Linked DNA regions of Mus musculus: region 2 is linked to region 1. Evidence: chromatin loops called from intact Hi-C (ENCODE). Cell type or tissue: left cerebral cortex. All regions are shown on one strand.

Evidence for each region. Peaks named below come from ENCODE experiments on the same cell type or tissue, not always from the same donor. Only the 100,000 strongest peaks of a DNase experiment are listed, where the experiment ranks them.
Region 2: a loop joins it to region 1, with 2.0 times the contacts of the local background. A loop is called at or near these places in 3 of 42 quality-filtered maps.

What each region holds. Positions count from the first base shown.
Region 1 is chr2:113,532,754-113,540,753 of GRCm38, forward strand. The region is part of intron 7 of Fmn1 (formin 1); the gene reads left to right. Among named protein-coding and RNA genes, the nearest start is that of Gm13963, 140 kb to the left of the region's middle. In left cerebral cortex, a CTCF peak has its summit at 3,072 (motif pointing right); DNase peaks (open chromatin) are centred at 1,901, 3,099 and 6,523.
Region 2 is chr2:113,754,491-113,762,490 of GRCm38, forward strand. It overlaps Grem1 (gremlin 1, DAN family BMP antagonist), which reads right to left and starts at 4,158. Exons shown (of 2, transcript NM_011824.4): 1 at 4,001-4,158. It overlaps Gm46756 (a long non-coding RNA gene), which reads left to right and starts at 6,667. Exons shown (of 2, transcript XR_003954050.1): 1 at 6,667-8,000. In left cerebral cortex, no CTCF peak of the experiment used is centred here; DNase peaks (open chromatin) are centred at 3,096, 3,553, 4,132, 4,596 and 1 more place; H3K4me3 peaks cover 1,875 bases.

The DNA of each region.
Region 1 (8,000 bases):
GTGTGTTATGTTTGAGGGTTCAATGCAAATGGAGCCGAAAATTCTGGGTCTGGAAGGCTTAACAGGAGGGATGGTGTTTGGCGTTTTCAGTGAACTTTGTAGCCTGCCTTAAGTTGAGGTTTTTTTAAGTTGTAAAGAAAATTAAAAAAAAAAAAAAAAAAAGAAAAGAAAAGAAAAAAAAGAAAGAAAGAAAGGAAAGGAAAGAAAAGCAGCTAACTAACTCAACGCCAGAAGACTGCAAACCCGCCCTTTTGAGACTGCACAGCCTCCATGCCTGTGGCCAGATTTCAGACATCAAGATGGATCCCTTGGTCTCCTCTAGAATCAGATGTTTGTTTTCTTTTCTCCTGAAGAGAAGATGAAAGTGGCTTTTTTCAAGGACATTCAGCTTTGGGGGCCAAATCTTTCAGTGTGATCATGAGATTGTCTCCATATGAGAAGACTATAAGAACACTTGCCAAACAAGTTTTTTAATAATACCTGATCTGGAGAGAGAAGCACGTGTGTTGGATATTGAAGCATCCAGCTTTCTGAATCTTGGGAGGAGGAACTCAGCCAACATCAAGGTAGAAATGTCCGAATCTTTTTTTAAAAGTAGAACTGATGTGGTCCTTGTGTGTGCATCAGAAAGAGTGGGGTTGATTGTTGAGTCTGCTGAACTCAGCTAAGAGTGTCTAATGACAAGCTTCATATCTGTGTTTACATTCCCTACTGTTTAATCCTGTCTTACACTAGGACAGACATGGATTACCAAACTGGGCAGGAATCTTGTTCTACAGTATGAAGTGTAAGAGTCAGAAGGAAGCCCACTGTAGTGTAGTTCTCTCTCTCTCTCTCGTTAGCACTTAGAACAAGTCTGGAGAGACTTGTACGGCTTTGCACATCTCTACTGGGAAAGTATTGATGACAATGAACAGTGGCGAATATGCTCAAGAGCTCCAGCATATGTCTGTGGTTCCTGTTTAAATTCACCACACTGTTGATGGTCACAGTTTTCACTGAGGGGACTCAGTTGAAGGGGATGAGGAGGAACAGCCATTGCTACAGGAGTCGAGACACAGCTACATGTGATGAAGTCTAAACTGTTTCTTTCATTGTGAGATTATACAAAGTGTTCTTTAATATTCCGATTTAAAACAAAAACAAAGGATTCAACATCCTGAAGAAAAATATGTATCGTATGTACAATTATTGCAAAGAAATACATCGATTTCAATTGTGTTATTTCCTTTGACTGAACCTATTGCACTTTAGATGTTATTTATAACTAAAGTCGTAGGCATGACAGCATTGCATCCTCAGGGGGTTGCCATCCTCCCTGGTCACATCAGGCCTATCAGCCACTATTAAGCACAACAGTAACTGCACCAAGAGCAAGAGCTTCGAACACAAGGATTCATACCACCACCACCACGGGTAGTCTTTATTATTCCTCTTTTCATAGCAGATGGCCTTCTCACATCACCTTTTATTTTTATATATATTTGAGAATATCAGTTCGTAGCATAGCTGTTATGGGAATCAAAGGAATTGTAATTATGAAGATGTTTTTAGGCATCCCTTGGAACTTTATGTTAATTTCTGTATAAACTATTGTCACATCAAAGCTTTGGGAAGAAAATATTGCCAGGTGTATTGAGACACCCTTGTAATCCTAGCACCTAAGAAGCTGGAGCAGGAGGATGTAAGTTCTAGGGTAGGCTAGGCTACATGTGATTGTGTCTTTAAAAAAAAAAAAAAAACCTTAGAAAAGAATCTAGAACATCTCCAGTGTGTTCTCATTTTCCAGTATTTATGGAAGCATTCCACAACTTCCTATAATGACACATTCCAACAGTACTTCAACTGGAGTTGGCTTGCGTTCTCTTTCTTGCACTGTAAGATAAGTGTTTACACTGCTAGTGTGCCTGTGTTTACACTGCCCCTGAGTTACATTTGTTCTCAAGCAAGAAGGTCAGGGCCTTGACGGGCATCCAAGAGTCTGTTGTCAGAGGCTCTTTTCTCTTGGCATCTGTCAAGGAGGTCACTACGTCCGTGATAAGCCTCCCAGTTCTGGTCTAAACTTGCTTGACAGAAAATCTCGAGACCCGCCAATCTCCTTCTGCCCTTGAGATGTGATCTGACTTTGAATTGTGAATTGTCTGTCTGCTTCCTGTTCTCTGAGATGTATAAAAAGCATTCTCCTCCCTCTGTCTCCTCAGCAGATAGTTCTTCAGAATTAATGAAGTACTGACTACTTTCTCTGAGCCCTTTGGGGGAGATGGGCTGTGATGGCTCTGCAGATGATACTCTGTTGAAACTTTCTGGTGCCAAAATGCTTCAGCATTGATTGTAATTTGGTCACTTTGGCGAGGATTGTGGCTTAAATGCTCAAGTCCCAGACTTCGTGTCTCATTGTAGAGAGGAGGGGAGAAGGGTGGAAAGAGAACATTGCTTGGAAGGCTGAACATAAATTTATAGGGTTTTTATAACCTGCTGCCCTTCCAAGTTTATATTACTCAAACTTTTGTAACAATGATAATTTCTCTGGGCTGCCTTGGGGAGGTATGTATGTTATTTTTCGCCTGGGGATAAGGATAAGTTTGTCCATCTTTTTTACACTTCTCTTGTGTTTGATAAAAGCATGTGGGGTTGAGTTATCCTGTACAGGATGCCCATGTGTTGATTGTACTCCTCTGTGCCCTGAGAATGTCAGTACTTCACCCAGATTCCTGGAGTAGGACTTGGAATACTCAGGGCTTTCCTATTCTGCAGTTATCAGACTCCAGCTAGCCAGATTCACCCAGAGGAAGTGAGAGCCTCTCCCGGACAGGCACCAGCACAACACTTGTCCCTTTCCAGCTTTATTTAGACTTGAGATGACACCCAAAGTTGGCTTGCACATCTCCTTTATCAGCTTGTTTTTTAAAAGTGGGGAAAGCTTATCGTATATGGACATTAGTGCTTCTTTTGGATTATCAACTCTAAGCACTGTTTCTCCAGTTGGCTGTTAAAAGAATAATTTAATCTAGGTTGTTAACTCAGGGCCAGTTTCAAGTGTCACCAGAACTGTCAATACCTCCTTAAAGCCACAAGAGGGCACTTTACAATGAGAGTCACAGCTAAATGTCTTCTCCCAGAGCAATGGAAGCCCAGGAGGCCAGATTTTTACAGCACATTATCCTGAACTCTCAGAGCCAAGTGCATATTAGCGAAGCTTGTGGGTGTCAGCGAAGTAAAAACTGTTTCTCGGCAGAGTTGCAGAGCTTGGAACGAATGCTTGTCGTCTAAAATGGATGGGACTTGGCTCCTTTGGAACTAATTCCAGAACCTTTCCCTCTTTCCACTATAGTTTTAAAATCTAAATAAAGACAGAAAAGAGTTATTTGAATATGCATTTGAATATCATCTAATTTAAAAGTACAAGGTGTGATTAGATACCTGGAGGTATACTCAAAGAAAATCAGTTAAATCCAGCGATTTTTTTTTTTTTTTTTTTTTTTTTTGGCCTGGAAGCTCATTCATTTCCCCCAAGTGTAGGACCCTGTCTGAGATGGTGACTATGGGTAGAGCTGGAAAAGAGATGAGGCCCAGTTGCCATGCTGGGGGTGGGGGTGGGGGGACAGTGATGGTGGCTTCCAACCCTAAAGAGAAGTATTTTGAAGATGGGAAAAGTAGAATGAAAGGTCCTATATATGTACTCAAGGTTAATAACCCCAGGTCATGCGGGTGCTGAACGCTAAACTGGAAAAGCATTGCAGGGCACACTCATCTGTGTACGTGATGGCCACCATAGACTCCCTGCACCCCTCCGTCCAGCCAACTGCTTATTGTGACCAGAAGTCTCAATTACTTTGGATTTTGGAGTATTTTCCAAGTAAAAATGACCAGGCATGTTTTCACTTGTAGTAATAACGCTAAGAGGTGTTTACCAATAGTTTAGTTGCTTGGTATGTATTAACTTAGTTAATTCCACAAGACCTGAAGAAGATGATTACCATCTTATTCCCATTTTGTCATCGAGGAAATTGGAGTGGAGAGAGGTTGGGTAATTCGCCCAGCATCACACAGCTCATAAGGAGCCAATCAAGGACAGACAGCTCAGAGCCGTGTTCTTAGTTACGTGAAAACCAATGCATTCATTTAAATGTAACTACAATGTTGACTTCAGGGTCACTCCGCTAAATCAGAATACCATTTCCAGTCCTGGTCTGGTGAGAGTCGCACTGGCTCGCTGTCCATGAGCCTGGTTTGTAGGTCTCACTGACCCTAGGCAAGAATGAGGTCCTGGACAAGGCCTTTGAAGTCTCCTTATGGCAGGCGTCTCATTCTGTCAATAGATGAGCTTCAGTTTGAAGGGTTCCGAGGCTCAGGTGGTGATTCTGAAGACTAGAACACTAAACATCCAGCAGCCTTAATTTAACTTTCTGTGTAATGGGGCAACTGGGCAAGGGAATCCCATCCAGACCAATATCTCAGTACTCCTAGAGTGTTCTGCAGACTCAGCTGCCTTACAGCGTCTGCTGTGTCGTATGAGGCCTGGATACTCATCCGGCCTCAGAGAGTAACTGTGATTTTAATAACCCCTATTTAGCTTTGATGGAATAATTTTAAAATGAAGTTCTTTTAAGTACTGGCAATCTTTGGAAAATCACAATGCAGCTTTGGAGTCAACTACCTTGCCTTGAAGGTAGCTGACTAGGGTCTGGGTTTTTTTGTTTGTTTGTTTTGGGGTTTTTTGAGTTTTTTTTTTTTTGGTCTGTTTGTTTTTTGTTTTTGTTTTTGTTTTTTAGCATTTAGCATTTATAAGTATCATAGCATCTGGAAAGGAAGTTTAAACAACTTTCCAGGTACAAAATATCAGAATTTATCTGCCTGTGGAGACCTTGTCTCACAGACGTTTAGAAACTGAATGAGCATATTGCAGACCAAGTTGCACACACATTTCTTTCTCTAAAGATGCAACATTCATTCACCGTTGTCCATGTACACAAAGAGTACTTGACAGCCATAGCCATTGGTAGAACTGGTCTGGAACTACTGGGTTGGCGTGGCTCCTCACCACCCCACCATCCCTTAACAGACTTTTTTTTCTGTGTGTGTTCTAAAGGCCAAGAGTTCAGGTTACACCAGACAGAGCTGTCCACTTACTTCCTAAGGGAGCCTGGTTTAACCCCAGTCCTGTGGCCACACTTGTAATTTTTGATAAAATACCTTTGACCTGCTGTTTGATTTCCTTTTGGCCCAACCTGAGTTCTCTCCAGCTGAGGCTAATTTGCATGGCTGTAAACACGAGCCTTACAAAGCTCACCAACTGTGATAAAAGCAAAAGAAACCTGAGACCCCTGGAAACTCAAAAATTGGACTTTGGTGTCTACTGCTGACTCTGAGTCACACGTCAGCCCGGGAGGCTGCCAGCCAGCAGCAGCTAAAGAAATGTTATTCTGATTGATCTGATTAGAACTGCAAGGTTAGCCATGGTCAATTTACAAAGACAGTATGAGAAGAAATCATGTGTACAGTCCTGTTATGGGTCAGTGAGGCCCCCGCCAGAAGTTTGAAAAGCCAGGACCGTTATCAGATCTCCTCAGTGGGGTACAAATGGGATTGGAGGTTTAGGGGCCCTCCAGTGAAATGAATGACAAAGAGGTTTTGGCTCCCCGTGAGTCATGCTTGTTTCCAGCTGGATTCCTTACCTGCCAGGGCCTTCCAAGTGAGTGTCGGACCCCTGAGCAGCCCAGGGCCCCCGGACAAGCACTTTAGATCCTCTGCACTGGAAAGAAGGTGAAAAGGCTAATTTGACACGGCCATGAGGCACTCTGCTGACCCACAGAAGCAGCCAGATGGAACCTATTGGGCAGTTTGATCCCTTCCTTTACCACAACAGTGGTTTAATTGGGATCTGGCTCCAGGCCCCGGTTACTAAATAACCTGAGTTTTAGTGTTTTCATCTTCATTAATGAACTTTTATGCCAGGTGCCTTATTAAGTCACATGAAGGTGTTTTGCATGTGCAAAATATCCCAGGTGAGAAGGGGAGTCTTAAAAACAAAAGAGAGCTCCGAGTCCATTCACGGTCTGGTTATCGAATTGTTCTCTACCCTCATAGACTCTGTCAACTTTCTCAGTTTAGGACAAGCCTGGAACATTGCTTTTCATGTGCCTATTGCATTCTCACCAATCCTGAAAACTGCTGGAGCATCCTCCTCGGGCGTGGTTCTCTCTTCCCTGTCCACCTCAGGAACATCCTTGTGACCTGCAACTCTGGGATAAAGCACATTAATTAACAAAGAGAGACGCATTTAAAACAGGGCCAAAGAAAAGCCACAGTGCTTAAGCTGGGGCTTATTATAAATAGATCACTCTGTACTCTAATCATCTTGCTAATGGAAAAGCTGAGACTCTGAGATGATTGCTCAGGGAAGAATGCGATTCAGTGTGCAGCAGCGAGATGCCTGCAGCACTCTATGTTTAGAAGGCATTAGTAAGACATCAGGGAGCTGGGTCTTGTGATGCCTTTTGTGAAACTCAGCCTTTTAGGGGCTTAGCCTTTGAATTGCCACTCATGGAAGCTATGGGCTTCTGAGGCTGGAGAAGGGGGTGGAGCTTGGATCAGGACACAGAACTCTCACCTATCAGCTGAGATCCGCATTTCTGCTCAGAGCAACAGGAAGTCAGTCTGTGGCAAAGCCGTAGAAGAGGCCTGAAAATAGACCTTTTTTGGCCAGGTGCCTTGTTAAGTCACATGAAGGTGTTTTGCATATGCAGAATATCGTAGGTGAGTAGGGGGTCTTAAAAGCAATCTAGAGCCACAAATACCAGGGCTTCATTCCCAATCCACTGATCCAGTTATCACATTGTTCTTTGCTCTTTCATGGACTCTGTCAACTTTCTCAGTTTAAGGTAAGTCTGGAACCCAGCTTTTAAGCATTCTTTTTCACATGACTATGGCATTTTCATCAATACTTAAGATGATGGATGGGACTTCAGCTTGGGATGTATCCAACCATGTGCTTTCTCTAGCAAGCCCAGTGTGATAAGAGACAAGAGTAGACTAATCATAGAGCTAGAGTATAAGAAGGCCTGAGGGGCTTGACAAACAACTGTCCATTTCCGTGCATGGGACAAATCCTTCCATTTTCCTAAGGTTCAACCGTACGGTAGTCTGCAAAAGATCGACACTGTTTCCACTGAATCGCCAGCATCACCATCACCAGAAACAGCAACAACAATGAACATCTTCAGTGTCATCCCAAAGGATAGCAGAAGGCTGGGTTATACCAGATGTCTCATCCCTCACTCAGTGATGCTTGGGCCCGACTGGCTAAGCAGAAATCCATTTTGCTCTACCTTTGTGTTTGTGTGAGCCCTGCTGGGGCACAACTACACAATTAAAATGAAGGAATTTCAGCTAGATGCTGGGAGATGAATGCCCTCAAAGCCAAATGAAACCCATGGGGTAGAACAAACATTAACAGAATGTCCCTCTGCTTCCTGGCACTGTGTTTAATGGACTTTGATGTAGCCCACGTCCATGCAACAGTGTAAACGGACATGGCCAGTAGCATGACGTGGCCTCCTTCAGTCTTTGTAGACTACGATGGCTGTAAACAAATAATGCCGACATCAGTACAATGGCTGGCTTAGGGGAGGATGGGATCCTTAATTATGATGCTTTCCTAGGCTGAGTTTTTCGGCTAACGAGTTCACTGAGTTAACTGCCATATTTATACATGTATTTTAAGAGCAGGGTTGTTTTTGTTTGTTTGAGTTGTTGTTATTGTTGTTGTGGGGTGTTGAGACAAGGTCTCATTCAGACTGACTTACAATTCATACCGAAACTCTTTTTCTGAACCTCTGAAATTCTGGAATTGGAGCCGTGAAGCACTGTGCCTGGCAAGTCAAGAAACTTTGTTTTGAAGCTGTTTTAGAAATTGTAATGGAGAACATTGCAAATGTCCACAAAGGATAAGAACTTCTCCATGTGGTGCACGCCCTTCAGTAAAAATAAGATCGTGGTAG
Region 2 (8,000 bases), 220 kb after region 1:
CATCCCAAACCCTGCCTTAACATCCCCTTAGTGCATTTCTGCTGTTGAGTGATGTGCTAATATTTTGGAGGTGAGCTCTCTCTGCAGCTTGCCTTTGCCAACAAGCTGTTACTTCATCCTCATCTCTTTTTCATTTTGCCACTACACTCCTCCAATCACTTATCTCAAAGGACAGATCCTCAAAACAGGTTTTCGCTGCCTCCCATTTGTCCTCAGTTCTCTTGGTGTTCAAGAATAAACACTTCCAAGCAAGGAAAGGTATGGTAATTACTTCTGCCCTGGTAACTTGTCAAAAAAAAAAAAATTTCACAAAAGCACCAAGAATGGTCTTCACAGTCTGGAGATTCAGAAACCCCAAAAATATGTCTGACTTGTTTCCAATATTATTGATGTATTTACAGAATCTAGGGCCAGCTCCTTTCCACACACTTCTCATTGTGGCTCTCACATTAGCCAAGCAACCTGCTTGGTCAGTGGCTTAAATGGAGTTTTGTTAAGAATTACAGTGAACTCCAGATGTCTGTACCTGAACGGGCCCACTGTTCCTGCTGGACGATCTTTAGAAAGACAGGCAACAAGAATGACATGAGCTCATTCTCCTGGCAGAAAACACAACGGAATTTGCTGCAAATGCTTTATAGACAGGCCAGATTTTAAAAGAATCCATTTCTTTTTCCCCTTAAGCCTTAATCTTTAAGGAGAGTGAAAGTTAATTTTAGTTAGCTCTTTAACTTTAAATTTTAGAGCCATCCTATAGAAATTAACTAGGGAATTCCTTATTAATAATAAAGGTTGGCTTATTTCTCAGACAAATTTTACCAAGGAGATAAGAAAAATTAATGATTGGCATGTGTCATAAATTGTATGTCCTGCACGTTTGTTGCAAGTCTCTTAAAAATAATCTGCCCACTAGGGCTAAGTCAGGCTGGAATCCAACACCACACAAGGTGAGGAGGAGACACCTGGTGGTTAAATATCTTTGTAGTTTCCGGGAAGATTTTTTTTTTTTTTAGTGCAGTTAATAATTGTATACAATTATTTGAATCCGCAGGAAATGAATTAGAAAGTATAAATATCAAATGCTCACCAAGCAGCAGTACTGAGTGACAGCCAAGTCATATGCTACATTTTGTAATGGTTACAAATATTTGGGATTTGGGATTAAATTCAGAATCACCCTCTGGTCTCTCATGCCCAACACAGCCACTAGTAATAAAAGGTACCTCTTAGTTTTGGTTTGTTTTTTTTTTTTTTTTTTTTTAGTTTTTACTACATCAGACATTATGCTAAACACTGTCCAAGTTTTGTCATGATAAATTATGAGGTATATAATAATGTCTTCCTGTTACTAATCAGGAATCCATCCAAGGTCACATAGTTTATAATGTGGATAGCCAGGGTTTGAGCCCAGTTTCATCTAATTCTAACATGTCCTTAGTCACTACGCCAGTGACATTCAGCACAGCATATTTAACAAGGAACATGTGGCTTTGCTTTTTTAATGCAGTAGATTTTGAAAAATATTGTAAATCTAATAATTATCTATTTTGTATCTTTGTGTTTGCAAGCAGAGGAAAAGACTCCTTCTGTCATGGGAATTCTTGTTGTATTTTGCATCTCTAAGAACATATGTTAAAACTAAAGAAAATTCTTTGCAGATGTAAGACATGGGCTGGTAGCACTTGCCTGGTCAGTGCCTTTCAGTTAAATGTGTAGTTGCTGCTCCGAAATGCCTTCCTCTTCTCCTCCTCACATAAAAGGCTGAAGCTCTCCTATATGTCTTTGGCTTTGCATTCTCAAACACACTCCGAAGCTTTGCTGCCAGCAAGCATTTCTTGGGGAGGTCTGGGACCATGGGGGTTCTTTGTATTCTGTCACTTTGTAGACTGGACCATTGAGACTGAGGTCACCAATAGCATCAATTTAGAAGGACAAGAGGTGGACATTGAGGGGTGTAAGGACTTAGCGTGTTTCTGTTCTTCTCTCCCTAAGTGCTGCTGTGAAAACCGCATTAGCCAATTTGGACTTCCTACAGATTGTGGGTTAACAAAACATTTTACTCAGAGTGAACTTTGAAGATCATAGGAAAGCTGTGAAGTTACAAAGTTTACAAAAGACACTAATTCCTACAATGACCCGGAGGTTAAACACACACACACACACACACACACACACACACACACACACACACACACACACACACACACGGAGGAGCCTTAATCCAACGGTGCAATGTGTCCAATAAGAGTAATGAAAACACCTATATCTGCAGACTTGGTTGTGGTGATAGTGAAGGAGGATCTTGTTTTCTTAAGATCCTTTTCCTTCGTTGCTTTGAAAAGTCTGTACTCCCAAGTGCCCTGTGCCGCCTGCCTGCCTTGTCCCAAAAAGAAAAAGGGGAGGGGGTGAGGAGAGGGCAGCCCTGGGGTGAAAGAAGAGCCCTCACCCTGGGATGGGGTTATCTTAACCTCTTCTACGCTATTTATTTAACTTGTAAGAGCAGTCAGAAGGAAACCACTACTCTGGAGTTCCTGGGACAGCTTAAAGCCCTGGTGACCCATTGAACACAGTAGATTGTTTTAATCAGTTCGTATCCTGGCACCATCTCAGGGGAACATAAACAGACGTGCGCACCACTTGGGTTTGCTCTTTCCACCAAGAGATCCAATTACTTACTGATGGTCGTCATTCTGCCCTCCAACAGTTAAGAGGAGATTTTAACCCCTCACTTCTAGGCTATATTTCTCCATCAAAGGGTAGGGATTTGGATTCTACTGGGGAGGGGAAAGACGGCTGCTGAGCTAGACCAGAGAGCCCCCTAAGGTTCTCTGGAAGGTCCTCGGACGAAAGGCTAGTCATCTCGCATCCTCCCCAGCCAGTCTCGCTGGTGGATGGTTGCCAGAGCCGGGCATAGGCAAACACTAAGCTGAAGAACGCCAGAGAGGGAACAGCCAGTCCAGGGCTATAGAGAAGTTGTTCTTCCCAAACTAGAATTCAGGAAATAAGTAGGACCAGGGAGATGACAGCCACATGCCTTTCCCTTCACTCTAGACTTCTACCAGGAGCTAGAGAGGGCTCACCGGAATGGCTCACAGCAGCGGCAGCGAGCGAGGAGCAAGAGGCAAAGCGCGCAGTAGAGCGCAGTCGCTAGCGAGGCGCAGCGAGGCGTTACCGAGGCCTGTGGGGTACAGATCGGCCAGCATCTACGGAAGTGGGAAACAGCCAGTAGTGGCTGCCCGGCGCCTGCAGGTCTGCTGTATGGAGGATGAGAGCGTGGAACCCCCCAAGAGGCTCAAAAAAGACAGCCACGCGCCGGCCGGAGCACAGCCAGCACAAGAGTGTGTGGCGCGTGCACTCAAGCTTCGAGGTACCCGACCCCGACTTGTTAAGCCGCGCGGATTCTGTCTTACCAGCCTCAGTTGCATCTGCCATACCCGCAAATGCACACGCCACCAATTCCCAAGTCCTTAGCAGTTACCACTCAAAGCCCTGGGACCGCCACTCCTACAGACGCCCCTGTCCCAGCCCTGTACCCAACTCTCAAGGCTGTCTCTGCTTGCAACTTGCTGCGAGGTCGGCTTCAGCTCACAGAGATGCCAGCTCCGGGGCTCTGACTCGGCAACAGTGCCCTGTCCCGGCAGGCGACTCCCGCGGGCTCTGTGCTTCAAGCACCAGGACCGAGTTTGCAGGGTTCCAGCACATGGAAACGGGATGCACTTTTTTGACAACTTCTCTCTCTACCTTCCTCCCTCCCCCGTGGACCCAGTGCCCCTCAGTCACCACATCTACCTCTGCGGCAGGAAGGACCAGGTTCGGTTCTTTAATGCGCACTCAAGGGTCTTTGGTGCACCAAGGGGCTGTGTCACAACTGAGAAGAATTCGAGATGGTATGAACCCTGGGGACTCCTTGGCTAGCCTGGGTTCATACCAACACACACGCGAGCGAGCGCGCGCACACACACACAGAGACACACACACACCAGAATACCGCCGCGCTCACCTGTCACTTCCGTGGGTCCTCAGGTTCTTCGCTGTGGACGAGTGGCGCTGCGTGAGACCGCGGCTCGAGCCACTTGGGCTCGACGCGGGAGGAAGACGAAGGAGAGCGCCGCTACCACGGTACTCTGGGTCTCCAGGTCTGCGAAGGGCGCACCTAGTGTCGGGCATCTCCCGGTCTCCGGTTTAAATGCCGCCAGCCAAGCGCCGGGGACTGCGTCTCTCCATTGGTCAGGCGCCGTCGCCGCCGCGGGACCCGCTATCCGCCCCCTTTCCCGGTAGTGCCCCCGCCCACTGCACCCCTCCTGCTTCCCTGCGGGGTCCCCTCTCCGCCCGCCTCGCCTCTTTGTCTACACCCACCCCCCTGCCCCTGCCCGTCTGGGTGGGAGAGGTCACCCCAGGGAACCGCGCCTGGAATGCACAGCAAATCACATTTTCCGCTCCCGTTGGAGAGGGGAGCGAGGGAGGAAATCCCCCCACCCCGGCTTCTAGCCCCTCATCCCTTTCCAGCCCCAGGTCTGGGCTTCTCTAGCAGGCTGAACTTCGCCTGCATGGGGCTCCACGCTCAGGAGTCCCGGCTGCGCTGAGCAGAGCAACGGAGCGGGTCGTGACAAGCTAGGTGTTTCCTCACCATTGTGCTGAATGGCACCGTTGGACAGTCTGGTCAGACAAAGCAGGAGCCTTAAAGGATCTTCCCGAGGCCCCCAACGTAAAGGGTGTCAACCCTTGAGCTGGTGTTAACCCAGGCGGGCTCCCTAACAGCCTGCAAAAGGATACCCTCTTCTTCTTGGCACTGGCTCCTTCTGCTCAGATGCCCATCTACCTGAGCTGAGTGTGTGGCAGAAGAATGAACTAAAAGGACCCCAGCACTCAGTCCTTTTTATCAAGTGTTAGGGGAGGGAGTAAGAAATATACTGAACACCTAACAGGTACTGTTCATATATATATATGGAATATATAATATAAATATATATTTGACATATATATACACACACAAAGCAACTGAAGCAAGAAGGGAACCTCTGTTAATATCTCAAAAATTAGGACGTTCTGAATGACTTTTTGCAAATGGCAAGCTGTATCTGTATACTCTTAGTGCACTTCACACACACGCACATACCCAAACATACACACACACTGTTCCACAGTTAATAGTTGTCTACAGAGTAGAGCCATCAGATGAGCTTCAAGATCTATCCTGGTCAAGTGGACTTAAGCAGAGTTATGAGTCCCGAAGCCCACGGAGTTCTAATGCAGTGAATGCGGAGTTCACTGGAGCCCACCAAGAGGGTGCTCGGAGCCGGTGTGAGAATAATTTCCCCCAGAGAAAAGGGAGTTTATTTTATAAACTCATTAACTCCCTCTCATCTAAAGTCAAACCTTAATTACATGCCCCTTCCTGACTCATATGAACTATTCCAAATAACAAATGCAAAGAGGGGAAATTACCCTCCTTAAACAAAGTGTTAGTTTTTGGAACGCCGATGCTAGCCTAGCGTTTTCTCCACAGTCCATTTCATCTCCCAGTCATTACATCATTTTTCTTCATCATCATCTATCACTTCCTGTCACCCAAGTATTTTCTAGAATGTAAACTGCATGAGAGTGTGGCCTTTTCTATTTTGGTTGCTTTGATTACATGACACAAAATATGATGTCTAACGTAACTGGGCTTTGATAAATTCCTATGGGCTGAGAAAGTTAGGCATATTTGCACTAAGTAGGACTGTCAGCTGGGCCAAGTGCTGAGAATATAACCTCTGTGGACACAGCAGCAGAGGCCTTAGCCTCTTCAGTTTGGAGTCTAGAATGTTTGTAAATATTTATGTAGATAGGCACTTTTTTGGTCTTTGTATCTGCATTTCCACAGGTGACAACCACTGGTTGTCAACCATTATGTAATCTGGATGAAAGTAACAGAGGACAGATTCTTTAGAACCCTTTAAGCCTAATCACACAATCAAAACTTGCTTTTAATAAGAGGGAAATAAGGATCGCTCAACTAGTTACTCAAATTAAACTTTGATGGCGTTGAGTTAGGGGGAATTTAGACAGGGTCTCAGAATGTAGTCTGGGCTAGCCTTGGCCCTGCAACAAGTCTTTGTTTATTTCCTAAGGGCTAGGATTACAGGTCTGAGCCATCACATCCAGGCCCAAGTGAAACTCTCAAATCTGAGGTGCTTAAGCAAGGGTAACTAAATGATAGATTCTACTTCCTGAAGCCACTTTCCAACTACTCTGACGTAATGTGAGAGGAGTTTGTCCTGATTGGCTACTGGTTTGTAACTGTCTCTTCTTCTGCTTCACCCATTTATTCACAGAATGTCTACCCCAAGAATGCTGACAGGAACTGCATTCGGGAAGAACCTGAAAGACATTTATAGGAAGGTTTTGCTTAAAGCGTTAGATCTCTCCTCCTCCTCCTCCCCTTCTCCTCCTCCTCCTCTTCCTCCTCCCCTTCTCCTCCTCCCTCTCTCTGTCTCTCTCTCTCTTGCCCTCTCTGTCTCTCTCTCTTGCCCTCTCTCTGTGTCTCTCTCTCTGTGTCTCTGTCTCTCTGTGTCTCTCTGTGTCTCTGTGTCTCTCTGTCTCTCTGTCTCTCTCTCTCTGTCTCTCTCTGTCTCTCTCTGTCTCTCTCTCTCTCTCTCTCTCTCTCTCTCTCTCTCTCTCTCTCTCGTGTGTGTGTGTGTGTGTGTGTGTGTGTGTGTATTTAGCTTTTATCAGAAGCTTAACTGTTTTAGGCTCCTGATCTAATTTAATTTGCAGAACCTCTTGAATTCTACTTTATTTCTTCTTTCTAAGAAGACCCAGAAGGCAGGCATCCATGGGGGTTTATTATCTGGCACACAGAGATACATGAGAAGACCTCAGCGCTGCCCTTGTTCCCTCACATGGTGTCTGCTTGGGTCCTGTAACATTAGAATTGGCATGTAAACACCGTGACTTCTGCAGACATCACTGTGAAAACGTCCCAGTTATCGAGCAGTCCTGGCACTTCTCCCTGTAACCCAGCACTTGAGAGGCTGAGGCAGAAAGATTATCATGAATTTGAGGCTTGCATGGGCTAGTGAGTTTCAAGCCGCTAACTCTAGGCTTACAGAGTGGAACTCTGTCTCAACACAAAAGTCACAAGCATACTATTGTATTATACAGTTAATATATACAACAAAAAAATTTTTATAGACACCTCTTAACACTAGGCAATTTAAATAATTAAACAGCCAATGCTGTATAACATGAACATATTAGCAATGCAAGTTTGAGGATACAGGATTTTACTTATGAAGACTTACAAATACATAGTCTGAAAATTCAGATGTGCTCTGTCTTCCTGGGATTTTCTATTAAAAAAAACAAAAACTGAGCCTTCTTTTGCTCCTTTATGGCCACTGTGACTTACAGAAGTCTATTTTTAAAGCACATTTATTCATTATTATTTGACAGATATATATACATGTGTTGAATTTTGGTCATTTTTTTTACCCCTTTCATCCCCCTTACCCCTGAGAGCTTTATTCTTTAGGAAATAAAAATGCCCTCCTACTTCCATGTCTTGTGTATGGAACCCACTGAGTTTACATAAGGTTACCCAGCTGAGCACCAGTAGGTTATATACTGGAGTATGGGTGTATGTCACTCCTCATATTGTCGCTGAAGCATGTGACGCCCCTCCATGAGGGCTACTTTAGGCTTGAAAGAAGGGGAGGTCTCATGAGCCCTTCTCCCCTCTGATAAAATGTTGACAGGCTCTATCTCATGCAAGTCTTACACAGGTAACCATAGCAACAGTGAGTTTGTAAATACATCGATTGTGTTATATCCAGATGACATTGTTTCCTAACAGCTCCCCTGCCCCCGCAGTCTCTATCTTTTATAATTTTTTCTACACTATTCCCTGAGACTTAGCGGAAAGGAGTGATATAGATGTTCTATATAAAACCAAGCACAGTTATTTATTTTTGGCACTTAGCCAGTTATCAGTCTCTGTACTAACTGTAGTCTATTGC